2 separate regions of the Homo sapiens genome follow, and region 1 is linked to region 2. A link is a loop called in an ENCODE intact Hi-C map of the cell type or tissue named here. Cell type or tissue: Caco-2. All regions are shown on one strand. Links, peaks and the distances in the headings refer to the core of each region. The heading gives the core; the rest is flanking DNA.

What was found. A loop is a pair of places that touch in the nucleus more often than their neighbours do. Peaks named below come from ENCODE experiments on the same cell type or tissue, not always from the same donor. Only the 100,000 strongest peaks of a DNase experiment are listed, where the experiment ranks them.
Region 1: a loop joins it to region 2, with 37 times the contacts of the local background. A loop is called at or near these places in 25 of 110 quality-filtered maps.

The regions. Positions count from the first base shown.
Region 1 is chr6:85,919,419-85,927,546 of GRCh38, forward strand. All of the region lies in intron 4 of LOC101928842 (a long non-coding RNA gene), which reads left to right. Among named protein-coding and RNA genes, the nearest start is that of SNHG5, 240 kb to the left of the region's middle. In Caco-2, for the core only: no CTCF peak of the experiment used is centred there; no DNase peak of the experiment used is centred there.
Region 2 is chr6:86,171,949-86,180,076 of GRCh38, forward strand. No RefSeq gene overlaps it. Among named protein-coding and RNA genes, the nearest start is that of SNHG5, 500 kb to the left of the region's middle. In Caco-2, for the core only: no CTCF peak of the experiment used is centred there; a DNase peak (open chromatin) is centred at 3,373.

The DNA of each region.
Region 1 (8,128 bases), core at 3,121-5,620, 250 kb before region 2:
TGCTTGCTTTTTTCTTGCAAATTTGCTTAAGTTCCTTGTAGATTCTGGATATTAGACCTTTGTCAGATGGATAGATTGCAAAATTTTTCTCCCATTCCATAGGTTATCTGTTCACTCTGATATAGTTTCTTTAGCTGTGCAGAAGCTCTTTAGTTTATTCAGGTATCGTTTGCCAGTTTTTGCTTTTGTTGCAATTGCTTTTGATGTTTTTAAGCAAACATTCTTGAAAAGATAGTGCATAACAAAACGTAATACATAATGTGTAGAAATGTGAGCGATCCCTAGAGAATTGTCTCTCAACAGGAGCAAATCAACACATATCACCTGACACATGGCACATAGCAATTGAACTGATGGATGCCTTTTTCCCTATATTTGTTAGTAAAGACAATTAAGAGCAATTGCATTCAGATGGTGTGAAGGTAAATTTTATCTGTCATCTTGGCTAGGCTACTGCCCAGTTATTTTGTCAACCACTAGTAAAGATGTTGCTGTGAAGCTATTTTATAAACATGGCAAACATTTGCAATCAGTTGATTTCAAGTACAGAAGATTACCTTTCATGAAATGGGTGCATTCCATACAATCAGTTGAAGTCCTTAAGAACAAGAATTGAGGTTTCTTGGAAAATAAGGAATTCTGTCTCAATTCTGTAATGTAAAAACACTGCCAGTTTCCCACCTGCTGGTCTGCCCTGCAGATTTAAGATTCAAGACTGCAACGCCAACTCTTACCTAAATTTCCAACCTGTAATCTTGCCCTATAGATAGACTTTCCAGCTCCCAAAGTCTCATAATTTTAAATTATTGTATGATAGTTAGTATTATCTGTACTCTGGAAGTTATTTATGTATACTGTATCTGTATAATGGAACTACTACATATTGATGTGCAACCGCCTACCTCTTCTTAACTCTGTGTTCAGTGATATCACATTTGCTGGGATAAAACTGGCCATGGTGGGAGTATTAATACCATAGAAACTAGCAAAATCTATGTAAGGGCTTTTTCCCCTTTGGAGAACTGGTTGCTAAACATTTATCAGTGAACCACTTCTTATAGCTCAGTGTTTAAATTACAGAATATCAAAGGGAGAGTGTGACTCAGCTACGAGAAGAATAAATACTACCCCAAAATATACAAAGAAATTTTATAGACCCTTGAGAAGTTTAACATATTTTCAGTTTTACAAAGGATAGTTGCATTATATGAGGCAGAAGCATAATTTATTTTTATTTGGAAATTAGGTATGGTTAAAAGAAGTATGGTTGGGCCACATTGATAAGAGTGGTTAGTGGTGGCTTTATACTTTGTTAACCTAGCTAAGCTGGAACTACATTTACAAGAATTCCCTTTCCCATATAGTTCTGTTTAGGGTTGGTGACAAGAAAAATTTGCATGAGATTTGGGAGGCATAAGTAAAGCATCAGTTGCATTTGTGTTCAGATGTTTTGTGTTCAGTCAGGTTCTGCTGCAGTTCACACACATTGTCTCTGCTCCAGTTCACACACATTGTCTCTGCTCTGTTGGCTCACATTAGTGGCATGGGACGGCAGCCAAGCCTACAGCTACTTCAACTGCTGATGAAACACCTTATTTAGCTCCTCCTAATCCTATGCCAGGTATGTGGCCTAAATCTATGACAAAGAGTGTTAGCTTCCTCTGCAAGTCACCCACAATGTTGAAATTGAGGCCTGAATGTAGCAAAAGATAGATCCAAGTTTTAGTTCATATTCATGAGCTTCAGCTCATCCTTTCAGGTTTCAGTTCATTCTTGCTCTCCCCACTTCACATTTCCCATTCATCCTTCTTTCCAGTCCAGCATCAGATATAGAAGCAACATCCTTATATAGAATCGTTACTAGCTCTCACAATTGCTAGGGGCTCAATATCAAACCCTTATGATAAACTTTATTCTATATCACTTATAGTGGATCTCTTTTCTGATTGAATCCTGATACAGGGAGGCAATTAGGGTTTGAACTAATAGGCCATGATAAAGAGTGTGGATTTTATTCTTAATGCATTAAGAATCTTTTGGATAGTTTTTGGCAGCATGCAGTAATGTGAATGAATTGAGGACAGTCATAGGTATAAGCAAGTTGAGCAGTTCTATATCAATAGTCTAAATGAGAAATGGTAGTAAATTGGACTAGGAAGATGGTAGTGTAGCTAGAAAGAAATGGATATATTAATACATTATTTGAGGTAGGGATAGTATGACTAGCTGATGAATTGGATTTGGGTGATAAGGTAAAGAAAAGAATCAAGAATGACCTCTAGGTTTTCAGCTTGAGCAAGTAGGTGGATAATAATGCCATTCATTAGCTCTAAAAGACTGGAGGAAAACAGACAGAAAGTTCTGTTTTGGAATTGTTAAATCTGAGAAGCATATTTGAGATCTGTGTAGTCAATAAGATATAAGAAATCTGGATCATGAGAGAGTTCAGTGCTGAAAATACAAATCTGGAAATTTTCAGCATAGATATGTGAAGTCTAGAAATTGGATAAAGTCATTCAGGGAGAAAGTGAATAAATATTATGATTCAGTTATGGCATAATAATTGAGTAGAGAGCATTAGCTTATTTTTTTAACAGTTCGCCATGCACTCATAGGTCACTGGTGATTAAACAAGACAATTCCAAGTACCCTTCCACCCACATTATAATTCTTTGACTTTCAGAATAAATATTGAATGATATAAGGTGATGATAATGGTAACTCCAATATAAATAACCATTATTAATATTAATTAACTTTATAAGAGAAACAATCGTGATATAATTGATGTTATTCACTCTTCCTTGCCTTATTAGAAAGGTATGTGATACGGCTTACATAGATAGAAGTACATTAAGCATCAAATTATAACAGCCAGGGACTATTAGAGTTTCTGGTTTTTGTCCTGGGAATAAAGGCAATGTGTGTTTGTTTGAAAAGCTGTCCTAAAGTTGACTTAGAAAAAAATACCAGCTTACTCTTGTTTACTGTCTACAGAAGCAATTCACTTCATGCCAGTTGTTAGTCTTGGGTGAATGGGCAAGTTGCTCTTTCCATTTCTGCACTAAGATTATAAAAATGTAGCACCACTTGAAACCAGTCCTGTAGCTTCTTGTATTCAATGACAGACTTAGGGATAAGTATAAAAGCAATTACTGGGGGGACCAGAATCTTGACTTTCCGTTTTGGCATTGGAATGATTATATATCATCGAGGAGATGCAATGTAGTGAGGCTTTGGAGTCAGAGTTCTGGGTGAAAATTTTGGGTCTATTACCATTTGGTTGTGTGACCTTAGGGTAAGTTGTCCATCCCCTTTGAGTCCCAGTTTCTTCACCAAAATGAGAATAACAATAACTAACTTCTAGAAATATTTTACTAAACAAAATACTGTGCCTAGTACACTCTTTGCAAATACTCAAGGTTCACCAGCTATCATTTATTGTTCATGTTTAGCCAGTTATATCTATTCTGTTTAAGTCTCTGATCTTCCATCATACCTCAAATCCCACAGATGACCTTCTCTTCTTCCTCCTTCTCCTCTTCCTCCTCTTCTCCTCCCGCCCCCTTCTTCATCTCCTTGAGGCATGTGTTAGTTATCTATTTGTTGCCTCTCAGTTTTAGATCTATCCTTCATTGCCCTGCTTGTGATTCTGAAGCATGTTTTCATTATCAGCTGGCACAATGTTAAATTTTGTCACTAGAGGGCACTGGATGTATGCTGGAGGATGAAAGGGCTTTTCTTCTGGTTCCTAGTGTGCTCTGCGCGATTGCTATTGCAGTGCATGAGTCAGGAGCATATAGGACAATTGGCTGATACTTACTTCCCCATGGGCAGCATTCCCTAGCACCCCAGGGGATTGCTTCCTATTGGGCCACCCCTATGGGTAGTTTCTCAGTGAGCTCTGCAGCATGGCATCTTTCTGTGGGCAGCTTCACCTAGCAACCAAGGAAGTAGTTTCCCAGCTCACCATCTCTGTGGGAGGCTTTGCAGTGAGTTCTGAGGTACAACACCTTGTTGAGGGCTTCCTTCAGCATCCCAGAAGGCAGCTTCTCAGTAAGTTCTACCAGCATGGCATCTGCATGAACTTCCACACAGGTGGATGGTGTCCTTCCCAGTGAAAGTTTGGATTTCAGCTCTGGAGGCCTCTTCTGTATTTGATGCATGCCTAGGTGCTGTGCTTCAGTGCTAGAGGTATTGATTGCTATGTATGTTTTCTATGTATTTATCCTTTAAGCTTGTCTTTATCTATTAGTAGGTAATTCCCGTTTATAGTTAATAATTTTTTATATTAAACTTCCCCTGTTCAAATTACTGTGTGGTTCTGTCTCCTGATCGGAATCTGATAGATATAAGATACAACTTACATGCAATGAAATGCTCAGATCTTAAGTGAACTCTTCCCTTTCACTCAGTACAATGTTGAGATTCATCCCTGTTGCATGCATATCTATGTCTCTATTATCTATCTATCTAATTATCTATTTATAATCTATTTTTCCTTTATATTACCAACTAGTATTTCATTGTATAACTGTATCACATTTTGCTGATCCATTCACCTGTTGATGGACATCAGGGTTGTTTCTAGTTTTTGGCTATTATATGTAAAGTTGCCATGAAACTTCTTGTGGAATCTTTTTGCTGTCATAAGATTTCATTTCCCTTAAACAAATACCTAGGAGTAGAACTTCTGGGATGTGGGGGGTGATGTATGTTTCATTTTTTTACGGAACTTCCAGTTTTTCAAAGTGGTTGCATCGTTATATTCTCCTATCATGAATGTCTGAGATCCTGGTTGCTCTGTGTCCTCTTCAATATGTTGTGTTTTCACAGCTCTTCTTTGAGACAGCAAGGGCTGATAACCCAGATTAGATGAAAGCTGGTGTGCTGTCCTTGGCCTGCTTGCTCTCAGATTTGTTCTTTGTCTTTTCACATTCCTCATGACCGTTCTGCAGTCTATTCTTTGGGAATGATTACCTACTTACAACTCTACTATTTTATAACTTTACCATCCTCTATGCTCCAACCACTTTTCTTTTTTATTTTTCTATTATAACTTTTATTTTTTAATTTTTAATTTTAAATATTTTTTATTATTTTATTTCAATAGGTTTTTGGGGAACAGTTGGTGCTTCGTTACACGAATAAATTATTTGATGGTGATTCTGAGATTTCGGTGTACCCATTACCCAAGCAGTGTACACTGTAGCCAATGTGCAGTATTTTATCCCTCCTCCCTCCCACAACCCTTTCCCGCATAGTCCCCAAAGTCCATTGTATCATTCTTATGCCTTTGCATCCTCATAACTTAGCTCCCACTTATGAGTGAGATCATACAATGTTTGGTTTCCCATTCTTGAGTTACTTCACTTAGAATAATGGTCTCCAATTCCATCCAGGTCGCTGCAAATGCCATTATTTCATTCCTTTTTATGGCTGAGTAGTATTCCATGGTATACATACATGCCACATTTTCTTTATTCACTCGTTGATTGATGGGCATTTGGGCTGGTACCACATTTTTGCAATTGCAGATTTTGTGGCTATAAATATGCATATGCAAGTATCTTTTTCGTATAATGTCTTCTTTTCCTCTGGGGAGATACCTAGTAGTGAGATTGCTAGATCAAATGGTAGTTCTACTTTTAGTTCTTTAAGGAATCTCCACACTGTCTTCCATAGTGGTTGTACTAGTTTACATTCCCACCAACAGTGTAGAAGTGTTCCCTTTTCATCACATCCATGCCAACATCGATTATTTTTTGATTTTTTGATTATGGCCATTCTTGTAGGAGTAAGGTGGTAGTGCGTTGTGGTTTTGCATTTCCCTGATCATTAGTGATATTGAGCATTTTTTCATATGCTTGTTGGTCTTTCGTATATCTTTTGTTGAGAGTTGTCGATTCATGTATTTAGCCCACTTTTTGATGGGGTTGTTTACTTTTTTCTTGCTAATTGGTTTGAGTCCCTTGTAGATTCCGGATATTAGTCTTTTGACGGATGTATAGATTGTGAAGATTTTCTCTCATTCTGTGGGTTGTCTGTTTACTCTGCTGACCATTTCTTTTGCTGTGCAAACATTCTTTAGTTTAATTAAGTCCCACCTATTTAGCTTTGTTTTTTGTTGCATTTGCTTTTGGGTTCTTGGTCATGAAATTTTTGCCTAAGCCAATGTCTATAAGGGTTTTCCTGATGTTACATTCTTGAATTTTTATAGTTTCAGGTCTTAGATTTAAGTCCTTGATTTATCTTGAATTGATTTTTGTGTAAGATGGGAGATGAGGATCCAGTTACATTCTTCTACATGTGGCTTGCCAATTATCACAGCACCATTTGTCGAATAGGGTGCCTTTTTTCCACTTTATTTTTTTGTTTGCTTTGTCAAAGATCAGTTGGCTGTAAGTATGTGGGTTTATTTCTGGGTTCTCTATTCTCTTCCACTGGTCTGTGTGTCTATTTTTATACCAGTACCATGCTGTTTTGGTGACTATGGCCTTATTGTATAGTTTGAAGTCGGGCAATGTAATGCCTCCAGATTTGTTCTTTTTGCTTAGTCTTGCTTTGGCTATGCAGGCTCTTTTTTGGTTCCACATGAATTTTAGAATTGCTTTTTTCTAGTTCTGTGAAGAATGATAGTGGTATTTTGATGGGAATTGCATTGAATTTGTAGATTGCTTTTGGCAGTATGGTCATTTTCACAATACTGATTTGACTTATCCACAAGCATGGGATGTGTTTCCATTTGTTTGTGTCATCTATAATTTTTTTCAGCGATGTTTATTGCATTCTACATTATTATAGTGATTTGTAACTATGTCCCTGTTTCTCTTCTGCTAGAGTGTCAGCTCTTTGACAGCATGGACTATGGTTTATTTATTTTAGTTTTCTACAATGTATGATGTGGGACATTGCAAATATTAAGTGTTCAATTCATGTTTGTTGACACCTATTCATATGCTTAAAACAATTTGGATTCATAGTGACCCTCTCCTTTAGATGCTTGGACTGAAATTGTAAGATAATACATGTGTGTTATATTTTATTTTAATTTTATGGATACATAGTAGGTGTATAGATTTATGGGATACATGAGATATTTTGATACAGGCATACAATGTGTCATAATCACACAAGGTAAATGGGATATCTGTCAGCTCAAGCTTTTTTTTTTCTTTTCTTTTTTTTTATACTTTAAGTTTTAGGGTACATGTGCACAACGTGCAGGTTAGTTACATATGTATACATGTGCCATGTTGGTGTGCTGCACCCATTAACCCTTCATTTAACATTAGGTATATCGCCTAATGTTATCCCTCCCCCCCTCCCCCCACCCCACAACAGGTCCCAGTGTGTGATGTTCCCCTTCCTGTGCCCATGTGTTCTCATTGTTCAATTCCCACCTACGAGTGAGAACATGCGGTGTTTGGTTTTTTGTCCTTGCGATAGTTTGCTGAGAACGATGGTTTCCAGCTTCATCCATGTCCTTACAAAGGACAGGAACTCATCATTTTTTATGGCTGCATAATATTCCATGGTGTATATGTGCCACATTTTCTTAATCTAGTCTATCATTGTTGGACATTTGGGTTGGTTCCAAGTCTTTGCTATTGTGAATAGTGCTGCAATAAACATACGTGTGCATGTGTCTTTGTAGCAGCATGTTTTGTAATCCTTTGGGTATATGCCCAGTAATGGGATGGCTGGGTCAAATGGTATTTCTAGTTCTAGATCCCTGAGGAATCGCCACACTGACTTCCACAATGGTTGAACTAGTTTACAGTCCCACCAGCAGTGTAAAAGTGTAAAAGTGTTCCTATTTCTCCACATCCTCTCCAGCACCTGTTGTTTCCTGACTTTTTAATGATCACCATTCTAACTGGTGTAAGATGGTATCTCATTGTGGTTTTGATTTTGCATTTCTCTGATGGCCAGCATTTTTTCATGTGTCTTTTGGCTGCATAAATGTCTTCTTTTGAGAAGTGTCTGTTCATATCCTTCACCCACTTTTTGATGGGGTTGTTTGATTTTTTCTTGTAAATTTGTTTGAGTTCATTGTAGATTCTGGATATTAGCCCTTTGTTAGATGAGTAGGTTGCAAAAATTTTCTCCCATTCTGTAGGTTGCC
Region 2 (8,128 bases), core at 2,110-4,609:
ATCTTCATGAGACAAGGTTCTGTGTGTGCACGCTCCATTTTATTCCCTGACATTTACATGGCTGTTTCTTAGTGTTACCTGTCTTCCTTTTCTACCAGCCTGTGTGTCCTGGGCAGTAGGGATTAAGCTCCCATCTTAGCTGTCTCTTCACACTTAGCAAATTTCTTGGCTCATGGAAAGTGCTCAGTAAATGTTCATTGAACAAGTGCTCAGTCTGAAACAAGTAGGATTGGAGCTTGTGATGATTAATTTTGAGTGTTAACTTGATCGGATTGAAGGATGCAAAGTATTGTTCCTGGGTGTATTTGTGACTGTGTTGCCGAAGGAGATTAACATTTGAGTCAGTGGACTGGGAGAGGCAGACCCACCCTCAATCTGGGTGGGCACCATCTAATCAGCTGCCAGCATGGCTAGAATAAAGCAGGCAGAGGAATGTGGAAGGACTAGACTTGCTGAGTCTTCCAGCCTTCATCGTTCTCCCATGCTGGGTGCTTCCTGCCCTTGAACATCGGATGCCAAGTTCTTCAGCTTTTGGACTCTTGGACTTTCACCAGTGGTTTGCCAGGGGCTCTCGGTCCTTTAGCCACAGACTGAAGGCTATACTGTCAGCTTCTCTACTTTTGAGGTTTTGGGACTCAGGCTGGCTCCCTTGCTCCTCGGCTTGCAGTTGGCTTATTGTGGAACTTCACCTTGTTATCGTGTGAGTCAATACTCCTTAATAAACTCCCTTTTATATATCCATCTATCCTATTAGTCCTGTCCCTCTAGAGATCTAATACAGAGAGTGTTGAAAAATGTTAATTGAGTCTTTTGTTATTGATATATATTTCTAACCTATGGCTCTTCCCTTTCTCAACTTAGCCAGATGTTCTGCATTTATTGTCTTCACTTATTTGGAGATGGGGTAACACAGGGAAATAGGGGGAAAAAAATCCTGAGTCAATATTTTGCCTTCTGAGTTTCACAAAACCTATACCTGAAGAAGGGGGAAGAGGAGAGATCTTGATGCATAGAAGAAAAGCCTCATGAGAAACAGCCAGCTTCTTCCCCACTGCTGAGATTAGAAGGGATTCTCTGGGCTGGTGAGACCAGTGACCAGGTTCCGGGAGGAACAGGCTGGGTAGGAGCAGCACCAGAATCCAGACACCTAGCTGGTCTTGTGCAACCTCCAGTCATGTCTTGCCTACACAAGACCTGTATTTTTTATACTTCCTGTCTGTTCAGGTGAGGCTATCCTTCCACATCAGCCCCAGTGGGTCACTACTGATTATGCAGAGGTATCTGGACCCATTTGTGCCATAAGATCTGCAAGGATGCTCTCTGAGTCACAAGTCCATTCCAGTGGCCTACAGGGTCCTGAAGGTTCAGCCTTTACTACTTCTCTGACCTCATTGCCTACAGCTTCCTGCTTGCTCACTATACTGCAGTCACACTGGCTTCTTGCTCTTCCTTGGGAATCCCAGGCACATTGCCTTTGCACTGGCTGTTTCTCATGCCCAGAGGGGCTCTACTCCCAGAAATTACCTGTCTTTTTTCAAATGTGACTTCTCAAAGAGATCTTCACTGACTGTTCTGCCTGAAATTGCAGCCCAGCCCCAACCCATGCCTGACACACCTGACCCCTCCTACCCTGCTCACCTTGTTCTGTTTCCCATAACTCTTACCATACTCTAACAAATCATGTGCTTTACTCATGTATTAGGTCTGTTGTTTATTGTTTCTCTCCCTCTAATAGATTACAAGCTCCACAGGGGAAGGGATTTCTGCTTTATTCACAAATGTATCCAAACATCTGGAGCAGTGTCTCACATACAGTGAATGGTCAATAAATACTTTGGAATGGATGAATACTTAAGAGAAGAGAGTAGTTATTACTCTTTAATATCTCAGGACTTTCCAAACCACCTGAGATAAACAGTGGAGTCTAGGTTGTGTGTGTGTAAGACAAAGACCCCTACCTCCATCTATGCTTGGATGGGACTGAAGAGAGCAAGAATAAGACTTGCCTTCTAACTGGCTCCCTATCAGACTGGCACTGTGTTATCTCTGTTATACAAAGAAACCTGATTTCATTAACAAAAGCTGTAATAGTTTTTAAATGTCCAATACTATTTTTGTAAGGGCATCTATTAGTCTGGAGTTTATAAATGAAAGCAAATTTTCTTTTAAATTCACTATTATGAAAGGAGATTTCATTCTTAGCCAAGCCTTTCTAAATGAGTGTAACTTTTAAGTGTATCTATAGCATTATTTTCTTCCTGTCCTCTTCTGCCTGTCCATCGTTTTCTGATGAATGGTCACATGTAAACCTATTGGCTCAGGGAAGCCTGACTTCTAGGCCTTTGGGTGGCTGGTTACTGGCTTCAATGCAGAACAGGTCATTTGCAGAACAGGTAGAAAGTCCATTTATATGAAGAGCACTAATAAAAATGATTATTTATTGAATAAATCTGGAAGCATGACAAGGAAGCTATGAGACTTACTTTGAAGATGAGGAAATGGAAATTTTAAGGAACCCAGGTTCACACATTTAGTAAGAGGCTGAGGTGAAATTTGAGCCTCATTCTGTGTATTGTAAACCTTCTGTTTTTACCATCTGACTGGTGGACTGATTGTTGACATTTCTTCAGCACTTTCAACTTTTCCAAACAATGACCCATCAATGATCTCATTAAGTGCTCAAAAAATGCTTTTGAGTGTAGGGACCAGCCCCACAGGGTCGGTGGGTCTCTCCCTGTGTGTGGCGATGAGACAGTGTAGAAATAAAGACACAAGACAAAGAGGTAAAAGAAAAGGCAGCTGGGCCCGGTGGACCACTACCACCAATGCGCGGAGACTGGTAGTGACCACGAATGTCTGGCTGCGCTGTTATTTATTGGATACAAGGCAGAAGGGGCAGGGTAAAGAATGTGAGTCATCTCCAATGATAGGTAAGGTCATGTGGGTCACGTGTCCACTGGACAGGGAGCCCTTCCCTGCCTGGCAGCCAAGGCAGAGAGGGAGAGGAGACAGAGAGAAAGACAGCTACGTCATTATTTCTGCATATCAGGGACTATTAGTACTTTCACTAATTTACTACTGCTATCTAGAAGGCAGAGCCAGGTGTACAGGATGGAACATGAAGGTGGACTAGGAGTGTGACCACTGAAGCACAGCATCACAGGGAGATGATTAGGTCTCTGGATAACTGTGGGCAAGCCTGATTGATGTCAGGCCCTCCACAAGAGGTGGAGGAGCAGAGTCTTCTCTAAACTCTTCCGGGGAAAAGGAGACTCCCTTTCCCGGTCTTCTAAGTAGCGGGTGTTTTCCCTTGACACTTACGCTACCGCTAGACCATGGTCCACCTGGCAACGGTTGTCTTCCCAGACGCTGGCATCACCGCTAGACCAAGGAGCCCTCTGGTGGCCCTGTCCCCACATAACAGAAGGCTCACACTCTTGTCTTCTGGTCACACCTCACTATGTCCCCTCAGCTCCTATCTCTTTATGGCCTGGTTTTTCCTAGGCTATGATTATAGAGCGAGGATTATTATAATATTGGAATAAAAAGTAATTGCTACAAACTAATGATTAATGATATTCATATATAATCATATCTAAGATCTATATCTGGTATAACTATTCTTGTTTTATATTTTATTGTACTGGAACAGCTCGTGTCCTCTGTCTCTTGCCTCAGTGCCTGGGTGGCTTGCCGCCCACATTTGAGGATCCATGAGTTGCACGAGGAAGGACAACCAGAAAATGTTTTCTACTATGTGAAGGGTTGAGTCAATGAGATTGCTCTGCTCAGAGCTGTGGCACCATGCTTGTGAAAAGCATTTTGTTGGAGAATCTCTCAGGGCATCTGGGTACTGTTGTGCTGTTACCCTGTACCAAGAAAAGGAATGTCTGGCCATGGGCTAGCCTCTGACATAACCTCAAAACCTTTACTGTCCACACTTGCAGAAGCCTGAAATATGTAGTTGATCTACAAGATGAGCACATTTTTCTGGGACCAAGTGCCTGTGTCACATTGATCATAAGCGTGTCTTTCTGCTTTTTTTAAAAAATAGTCTTTCTCATTGAGCAGAATTACACTTTGCAAACCTTGAAATCACAAATTAGACCACACATTGCAGTGGTTATTGACATTTGTGGAATATTAATATTTTTGAGAGTGTAATTAACCTTATACTTTTTCCCTAGAAAATATGTAGTTATAAACATGTCAAATCTTCCTATATTTAGAAAGTGTTCTTAGAAAGTTCAGAACCTTGCAGCAAGGGATAGGACACTTGAATTTTAAATGTGTATCCTTTCTCCACTCACTCTCTCTTGTCCACCCCAAAATATCCTAAAATAAAAATGTTTTACAAAGCAATGGTGTGGCAGGAGTTTCCTCTGTAGAATTTTGCTCACAACCTTTATTCTTTAATTTAAAGTTATTGATTCTACGTAATTATTTCCTAGAGAAGTTAGTTGAACTAAAAAAAATCTATCAGCATTCTGAAAGGCTGTTTCTCATCTGAGGCTGAGACTGCATCCTTCTAGTGGTCATCTGCCACATGCAGTTGACACTGTAGTCTACCACAGAGTGGTCCATGAGCTCCCGGTGACATGGTGTCCAATTGCCCCAGAGAGGTTGGCATCTTCAAGGCAGAAAGTGCTTATCTGTTTAAAATTCCATCATATGCATGGCACAAGGTTAATTAAACTTTAGTGGTGTGAAACTTTTAAAAGGTGACTCTCAGTCTTTCTCAAATTGTGAAATTTTCTTGCAAGTGTCAGATTAAAAAAAACTCTTAAGAGATGTGTATCTTTACAAAATAAATTGCTTTAAAATAACTTTCATTTTGAAAACCTCTGAGATTTTCAGAGCATCTGGGTAGGTAATTGGAGAGAGCTGATATATCATGAAATCTGTTTCAGGCTTTCAGGATCAGTAAGAGCACTGTTATATGTGGAAGTATAACTGAGCACCGTTATGCAGAAACCCGGTTAAGTCCTACATCTATCCTATTAGGCAAATGTGTCAATGAATTAGAAATGTGCATTAAGTTTGTAAACAGAGTTTTCAGTATTCCAGGGGCCATTAGAAACCGCTGACTGTTGAACACTGTGATTGAATAGGTTGTTGATTTCTCTTTTTTAAACAAGTGTCAAGATCATGTACTAACTCACCCAGAAATGCCATTTTAAAAATAATATCTTCTAAAGTCATGGTCTGAAATGTTCTTTACTGGAGTTTTCAAAAGTATGATTGATATTTTACTAAACGTAATCTAACTTGTGCCTTGAGTCAGAAACAGACATTTTGGGAAGCATATTTTTTTTCCAATTCTATCCTTTGTTTTATTTTGTTTGTTTTGTTTTTTCCCCCAGTGTATTGACCAGAATCTCAATCTATGCAATTTGGATAGTTGTCTATGAAGCTTCCTATAATGATTATTTAGCATTTTGAAAATAAAAGATTTGTGGAGAATGACCACAACTGCAATAAGGACCAGAAGTTTAACATGTTTTTACTAAAGCATTTGCTTCAGCAGACTTTACATTTATCAATCACATGTTGGAGTTCTGATATTAACTTCCAGTTTATTCCCACTGAAAAAATCAGTGGAAATGCTCAACCAGGTTACCTCTACCATAGCCCAGGATGACTTTCTTTGCTGTATTGTCCAGACTTTGCCAACTTTCTTCTTTTACTCCATATCGTTCTTGTCATGGGTTTTCAGGCAGAAGTATTGCTTTCATAATTCATGCTCTTTCTACTATTTACTGATTTTTAAAATATAATCTGCAAATGTTTAAAGTTCACATTAGAATAATTCTAATGCATTGCATTGCTAATGAGTGTTATTTTCTCCCATATTCTCCCATGTATAAAATACCTGCTACTAATTCTCTATGAACATAGGGATACCTTTTCTTGCTGCAGGTCCTCTAAATGGGGGTTCTCTGTATCATGCTAGCTCCTGGCTGCAGCATCTCCATCCTCTCTCCATTTGTGGGCATGGAAAGGGAGTAGTGGGAAAAGAGACTGGGTTTCCCAAGGTATATTTTGCTGTTTATAAAAAGCTTTTCATATTAGGAACTTTAGCATTCTACTGATCCCAGATCTATCTTCTGAAATTATTACTAGTCTCAGTTCTCATTGAATCACACACATTACGTCTAACCCTTTTTATAGCATTAGAGCCTTTTTTAAAGCTTTTTAGCAATAATTATTTATTTTAATTTTATTTATTTTATATTTTGCCATAAGTTATTGAAATACAGGTGGTATTTGTTTACATGAGTAAGTTCTTTAGTTGTGATGTGAGATTTTGGTGCACCCACCACTCGAGCATTATACACTGCCCCATATTTGTAGTCTTTTATCCCTTACCTCCTGCCCACCCTTTCCCCCAAGCCCCAAGGTCCATTGTATCATTCTTATGCCTTTGCATCCCCATAGCTTAGCTCCCACATATCAGTGAGAACGTACAATGTTTGGTTTTCCATTCCTGAGTTACGTTACTGAGAATAATAGTCTCTAATCTCATCCAGGTCACTGCAAATGCAGTTAATTTATTCCTTTTCATGGCTCAGTAGTATTCCATTGTATAAATATACCACAGTTTCTTATCCACTCATTGATTTATAGGCATTTGGGTTGGTTCCATGATTTTGCAATGGCTAATTGTGCTGCTATAAACATGCGTGTGCAAGTATCTTTTTTCATATAATGATTTCTTTTTGTCTGGGTAGATACCCAGTAGTAGGATTGCTTGATCAAATGGTAGTTCTACCTGTAGTTCTTTAAGGAATCTCCACAATGTTTTCCATAAAGATTGTACTAGTTTACATTTCCACCAGCAGCACAGAGGTGTTCCCTCTTCACCGCATCCATGCCAACATCTACCGTTTTTTAATTTTTTGATTATGGTCATTCTTGAAGGAGTAAGGTGATATCGCATTGTGGTTTTGATGTCTGTTTCCCTGATAATTAGTGAAGTTGAGCTTTTTTCATATGTTTGTTGGCCATTTGTATATTTTTGGTTGAGAATTGTCTATTCATGTCTTTAGCCCACTTTTTGATGTGTGTTTTTTTTTCTTTTTTTAACTGATTTGTTTGAGTTTGATATAGGTTCTGGATATTAGTCCTTTGTCAGATGTATAGATTGTGAAGATTTTCTCCCACTCTGTGGGTTGTCTGTTTACTCTGCTGATGGTTCCCTTTGCTATGCAAAAGCTCTTTTAATTAGGTCCCAGTTATTTATCTTTGTTTTCATTGCATTTGCTTTTGGGTTTTTGGTAATGAAATCCTTGCCTAAGCCAATGTCTAGAAGTTTTTCTAATGTTATCTTCTAGAATTTTTATAGTTTTAGGTCTTAGATTTAAGTCCTTAATCCATCTTGAGTTGATTTTTGTATAAGGTGAGAGATGAGGATCCAGTTTCATTCTCCTACATGTGGCTAGCCAATTATCCCAGCACCATTTGTGGAAAAGGGTGTCCTTTCCCCATTTTATGTTTCTGTTTGCTTGGTCAAAGATCAGTTGGCTGTAAGTATTTGGGTTTATTTCTGGGTTCTCTATTCTATTCCATTGATCAATGTGCCTGTTTCTATACCAGTACCGTGCTGTTTTGGTGACTATGTCCTTATAGGATAGTTTGAAATCAGGTAATGTAATGCCTCCAGATTTGTTACTCTTTTTGCTTAGTCTTACTTTGGCTATGTGGGCTCTTTTTTGGTTCCATCTGAATTTTGGAATTGTTTTTTTCTAATTCTGTGAAGAATGATGGTGGAATTTTGATGGGGATTGCATTGAATTTGTATATTGCTTTTGGCAGTATGGTCATTTCACAATATTTATTGTATGCATCCATGAGACTGGGATGTGTTTCCATTTGTTTGTGTCATCTGTGCTTTCTTTCACAGTGTTTTGTAGTTTTCCTTGTAGAGGTCTTTTGCCTCCTTGGTTAGGCATATTACTAAATAGTTTATTTTTCTTGCAGCTATTGTAAAAGGGGTTGAGTTCGTGATTTGATTCTCCACTTGGTTGCTGCTGGTGTATAGAAGAGCTACTGATTTGTATACATTAATCTTGTATCTGGAAACTTTGCCAAATTCTTTAATCAATTCTAGGAGCTTTCTGGAAATCTT